Linked DNA regions of Homo sapiens: region 1 is linked to region 2. A link is a contact called in ENCODE Hi-C or POLR2A ChIA-PET data. All regions are on one chromosome and are shown on one strand. The core of a region is the stretch at or near the end of the contact, and the rest is flanking DNA. Distances in the headings are between cores, read along the strand shown. Region 1 overlaps CDK5RAP1 (CDK5RAP1 mitochondrial tRNA methylthiotransferase). Region 2 overlaps CBFA2T2 (CBFA2/RUNX1 partner transcriptional co-repressor 2).

The links. Hi-C counts contacts between places; a loop is a spot of excess contacts on that map. ChIA-PET counts read pairs that join two places held with the same protein, here RNA polymerase II (POLR2A). Pooled maps may share reads with other maps.
Region 1: a pooled map shows a loop between it and region 2 (6-fold over the local background). The contact joins two enhancer-like sites. A Hi-C loop is called at or near these places in 2 of 50 pooled maps. POLR2A ChIA-PET finds 5 or more read pairs at or near these places in 3 of 52 experiments (H1, activated naive CD4-positive, alpha-beta T cell and naive thymus-derived CD4-positive, alpha-beta T cell).

Annotation. Positions count from the first base shown.
Region 1 is chr20:33,368,906-33,371,784 of GRCh38, forward strand. It overlaps CDK5RAP1 (CDK5RAP1 mitochondrial tRNA methylthiotransferase), which reads right to left. Exons shown (of 14, transcript NM_016408.4): 11 at 1,594-1,724. Among named protein-coding and RNA genes, the nearest start is that of CDK5RAP1, 31 kb to the right of the region's middle. Within about 2 kb of position 1,551, at least 7 of the 41 ENCODE cell types and tissues checked have a DNase peak (open chromatin) inside an H3K27ac peak, as active enhancers do.
Region 2 is chr20:33,553,571-33,556,367 of GRCh38, forward strand. The region is part of intron 1 of CBFA2T2 (CBFA2/RUNX1 partner transcriptional co-repressor 2); the gene reads left to right. Among named protein-coding and RNA genes, the nearest start is that of CBFA2T2, 65 kb to the left of the region's middle. RefSeq lists an enhancer at 1,610-1,769. Within about 2 kb of position 1,546, at least 13 of the 41 ENCODE cell types and tissues checked have a DNase peak (open chromatin) inside an H3K27ac peak, as active enhancers do.

The DNA of each region.
Region 1 (2,879 bases), core at 301-2,800, 180 kb before region 2:
TGAGGTGGGTGGATCACAAGGTCGAGAGATCAAGACCATCCTGGCCAACATGGTAAAACCCTGTCTCTACTAAAAAATACAAAAATTAGCCAGGTGTGGTGGCACGCACCAGTAATCCCAGCTACTCGGGAGGCTGAGGCAGGAGGATTGCTTGAACCTGGAAGGTGGAGGTTGCTGTGAGCCAAGATCATGCCACTGCCCTCCAGCCTGGTGACAGAGCGAGACTCTGTCTCAAAAAAAAAAAGAATTTCTCTGGCATATTTGTGATGTCCATGGAAAAGAAGCAAAATAGAAGGGGCCAGGCACAGTGGCTCACACCTGTAATCCCAGCACTTTGGGAGGCCGAGGCGGGCAGATCACGAGGTCAGGAGATTGAGACCATCCTGGCTAATGCGGTGAAACCCCGTCTCTACTAAAAATACAAAAAATTAGCCGGGCATGGTGGCGGGTGCCTGTAGTCCCAGCTACTCGGGAGGCTGAGGCAGGAGAATGGCATGAACCCGGGAGGCAGAGCTTGCAGTGAGTCGAGATTGCGCAACTGCACTCCAGCCTGGGCAACAGAGCGAGACTGAGACTCCGCCTCAAAAAAAAAAAGAAGCAAAACAGAAACTAACAGCTCCTCTGAAGCTTCATCTCTCCAAAACACTAAAAGATACATGAATATGATACATACATTGGCACAGTTACGCTGCCCACAGAACACTACGCAGTGGCTTTAAAATGAATTAGTTGAGGTGTCATGACTCACGCCTGTCATCTCAGCACTTTGAGAGAGCGTGGTGAAAGGACTGCCTGAGCCAGGAGTTTGAGACCAACCTGGACAGCATAGAAAGATACTGCCTCTTAAAAAAACAAAAAAATTAGTTTGGTTGATGGCAGCTCAGTAACAATGACAATAAAGTCATGGGTTCAGTCGTTTGTCAGCCAGCTTTTCTGAGCCCCCTGGCCACAGGGGGCCTTCAACCTCCTGCCCAAACACAAGCACATTGCCACAAAGGTGACTGAGGGAATGAGGAGTGAACCGTGCAAATCCATGCCTACAATCAAGAAAATGACAGCCAACCAGGACTATCCTTCTCTTCAGGAAAAGTGCACTAATCTCTCCTTCTTTCCTAATCTCCTTCTGCTTTGCCTGGGAATCTGCTTTGTTTCCTGGGAAGCCTCCAAGTGAGTTCACTTGCCTAGGAAAACAGAAGTTAGGAATCACTGAGGATGGCTGGGAAGATGACCAGGGGCCCCGGTAAAATAAATCACATCTGCAGACCAAAAAGGAGTTCTGCATGTTAAGAAACAATTTTAGGTTTCTCGTAAAGAAAAGGTTTTCTCCTTCCATATTCAAATTGCAAACAATCTAAACATAATTTTAAAATATTTTAATGAGGAATACTGGCACAGTAATCATGTATCATCAAATTGCTGAACCGTTTCAGAGTAGACAGAGTGTACTAGAAAAATGAACGGAAGTGAATCGTAAGAGCCTGTGGTTTCTCAAGGACTGCCTTGCCGCCACTCTCTTTTCTGCCCTGTTCTCTACAGTCACCACCCCCAAACTGGTCAGGAATGATGTCAGTCCTCCCCAACCCCAGGGCTCACCTGTCTCATGCTGTAGGCAAAGAGGAAGCCCATGTTGTACTGAACTTCCCGGAGCAAAGAGACTGTCTGGACGTGATCTTCCTCCGTCTCACCACAAAAGCCAGCAATGAAATCGCTGCTGAGGCTCACACCTGTGATACACAGCAAAGGATGACAGGTGACTGCCTGCTGTTTACCTTCAAGGGAGGCCTTCAGCATATGTGGATTACAAGGGAGGGATAGCAACTGTAAGGTCCTCCCTAGGACTATTCATAAGTAAAACAAAATAGTACAGAGTAAGGCGGGATAGGCCTGTTCACCCACAGCATTCCATGACAGAGATCAGCTTCTTGGCCTACATTTCCCCTAAGCACTAGAAAAGGTATTTCCACTTCCAATGCTGCATTTAGGGACACAGTAGGGAGTCCACATTTTCATATCAGTCCTCTTACCAGTGAAAACCTTGTGGTGCTTCATACAAAAATATATTTCTGAATTTGGTTTGATACAATGGTCATCTAAGACAGTAGCAGCCGTTGCATGCGGTAGCTCACCCCTGTAATCCCAGCACTTTGAGAGGCCAAGGTGGGCGGATCACTTGAGGTCAGGAGTTCGAGACCAGCCTGGCCAATAGGCAAAATCCCATCTCTACAAAAAATACAAAAATTGACCAGGCAGGGTGGTATTCAAGTGTAGTCCCAGCTACTCAGGAGGCTGAGGTGGGAGGATCACCTGAGCCCAGGGAGGTCAAGGCTGCAGTGAACTGTGTTCATGCCACTGCATTCCAGCCTGGGCGACAGAATGATAACCTATCCCCCACCAAAAAAATTATTCCAGTGACCCAGTGAGGTGAGTACTATTAACTCCATTTTACAGATGAGAAAGCTGCATCCCACAGAAATGAAGTCTCTTATCTGCTATCACACAGCCTGTAACAGTGGAGCTTGACCCATAGCCACATACCTAGCCTCTGCATTACCCTGCCCTATCAAAACGAAAGTATTTGTCCATAAAAGTTAAAATAATTAGGCCAGGTGCAGTGGCTCATGCCTGTAATCCCACCACTTTGGCAGGCTGAGGCGGGCAGATCACTTGAGGTCAGGAGTTCGGGACCAGCCTGGACAACATGGTGAAACCCTATCTCTACCAAAAAATACAAAAATTAGCTGGGCATGGTGGCCTGTAGTCCTGGCTACTTGGGAGGCTGAGGCACAAGAATCGCTTGAACCTGGCAGGCAGAAGCTGCAGTGAGCCGAGATTGCGCCACTGCACTCTATCCTGGGCAATAGAGCAAGATTCTGTCTCAA
Region 2 (2,797 bases), core at 296-2,795:
TTTGGCTTTGTGGGCCACACGATCTCTGTCCCAACCCTGCTAATGCGGCAGGAAAGCAGCCATAGATAGACAATATGTAAAGGAATGGGCATGGTCCTTTTCCAGTGAAACTTTGTTTACTAAAACGCTAAGCAGGCTATAAGTTTGCTGACTTCTACTATAAATCATCATCCCCTGATCTTGTTGGACTTGAAAGCCCTTGTTATGCAATCTTGCAAATCCCCTCTTAGGGTTTTTTGAAAAATGATTTTATTTTTGTATGGTAGATGTTAAAGAGGTGATTTTTAAAAAGTCTGATCTTAAAGTAATGTAAAATACAATCTTAAATATATTAATTATATATTTTTAGTTTCTCCAGTTTACTAGTAGGCATATGCTTTTGTTAACTTTACATTTGTATTTAAGTAAAACATGATTCTTGATATTGATGTTAAAATAAAAAGATTGGTTTGGTTTTGGGATAGATTAAAATGTAGATTGAAATTTTACAATGCGTTTCATTTTCAAAAAAGACTATTTTTGCAACCTGATGCTTGAAATACCATATAATATTATTTTGTTCTTAAGTGACAGATGAAGAAACATTCCAGGTTGCTGTTTGCAGAACTTCTGTGCAAGTAAGGAGTTATTACAATGAAAAGCAAATTCACTATAAGCACCAGTGTTTATTTTTCTTACTTTTTTCTTTTTTTTTTTTTTTTTCAGACAGTGTTGCTCTGTCACCCAAGCTGGAGTGCAGAGGCATGATCTCAGCTCACTGCAGCCTTCGCCTCCTGGGTTCAAGTGATTCTCCTGCCTCAGTCTCCTGAGTGGGATTACAGGCTTGTGCCACCTGGCCCAGCTAGGTTTTGTATTTTTAGTAGAGACGGGGTTTCACCATGTTGACCAGGCTGTTCTCGAACTCCTGACCTCAAGTGATCTGCCCACCTCAGCCTCCTAAATTGCTGGGGTTACAGGGGTGAGCCACTGCGCCCGGCCTATTTTTCTTTTTTCTTTTCTTTTCTTTTCTTTCCTTTTCCTTTTTCTTTTCTTTTTTTTTTTTTTTTTTTTTTTGAGATGGAGTTTCGCTTTTGTTGTCCAGGTTGGAGTGCAGTGGAGTGATCTCAGCCTCCCAAATTGCTGGGGTTACAGGTGTGAGCCACTGCGCCTGGCTGTTTTTCTTTTTTAACGTTGTTTGAAAGTCTAGAATCATTTTTATGTGCTAGATGAGAGATTTGATCTGATAAATCAAACTCAGATGTCTGCATCTCAAGTGTATTTGTAGAATTATTTTTCTGTTTTCTATTAATTTAGATTGAATGTCAGAGTACCCATTATAGGTATTAAAATGAATATTACATAAGAAAAAATAACAACTTAAAAATGTTCAGAATTGTTTAAATAAAAACTTTAGACAGACATTTAGCAGAATTTAGGTGAGCATTAAAGGATTCAGGCAGCATTCAAAACTGGAAGAAGTTCAGAGAGCTCTGCTTTAGAAGCAGGCTTTTATAGGCTGAACGCTGTAGCAAAGTAAAGGAATTACTTGATTGGCTGTAGCTAGGCACTTGCCTTATTTGGATATGATCCAGTGGAAAGTCCCTAGTTAGAGGTTTGTTTTTGATTGGTTAAGCTTAAGTTTCATTTTATGTTTACATTGGGCTTCAGTTTGCTTACTAGGCACTGGAGCCAGCTGTCTCAGCCTAATGGCTGCCCAATTTAAAAAAAAAAAAACATTAAAATGGCATGTAGTTGTCATCATCAGAGTAAGAAACCAAAGAAGAGACCGTCATGAATGGGATCATTAGATCATGGACTGACACACATGTTCACTTAATACCCACAAGAGTGTCTTCACACTTTTTTGTCATGGATGGGACTTGTTTTCTGTTTTTTGTTTTGTTTTGTTTTTGATACAGTAAAATACTTAGGAGTTCTTGCAACTTTCTATAAGTTGTTTACATTTTACTCCAATTGCTTTATCATTGTGTGTATTTTGGAGGTACAGTTTTTTTCCTGAACCACTCTGAAAGTGGAAATATGCCCTTTTATCCCTAAATACTTAAATGCATATTTCCTGAAATCAAAGGCATTTTCTTACATAACCACACATAACCACAGTACAATTATCAAAATCAGAAAATGTAATAATGATACCATACTATTAACCTGATTCACAGACTATATTCAGGTTTTATAAATTATTTCAATAATGTCTTTTATAGCTCTTATACCTCAATCCAATTCAGTCTGTCATCACACACTGAATTTAACTGGCATGTCTCTTTCTTCCTTGCCTTTCCCCTTTCCTCTTTCCTTTTTTCTTCTTTCTTAGAGACAGGGTCTCATTCTGGTGCCCAGGCTAGGGTGCAGTGGTGCAATAATGGCTCACTGCAGCCTTGACCTCCTGGACTCAGGCAATCCCCCAACCTCAGCCTCCTGAATACTTGGGAATATAGGCACATGCCATTATGCCTGGCTAATTTTTTTTACTTTTTGTAGAGATGGAGTCTCACTACGTTGCTCCGGCTGGTCTCGAACTCCTTACCTTAAGTAAGCCACCTTCCTTGGCCTCCCAAAGTTTTGGGATTACAAATGTGAGCCACTGCGGCTCTTTAATTTTTCTTATTCTAAAACAGTTCTTCAGCCTGCCTGCCTCCTCTTCTCCCCTCCTGGTACTTTTCTTTTCTTGACCATTCCAATTTTGAATACAGACCAGTTGTTCTGTACTTAGTTTGGGTTTCGTTGCCGTTACCTTATGATTACATTAATGTTACGAATTTCAGGCTGGAATACTATAGAAGGGATGTATTCTCCT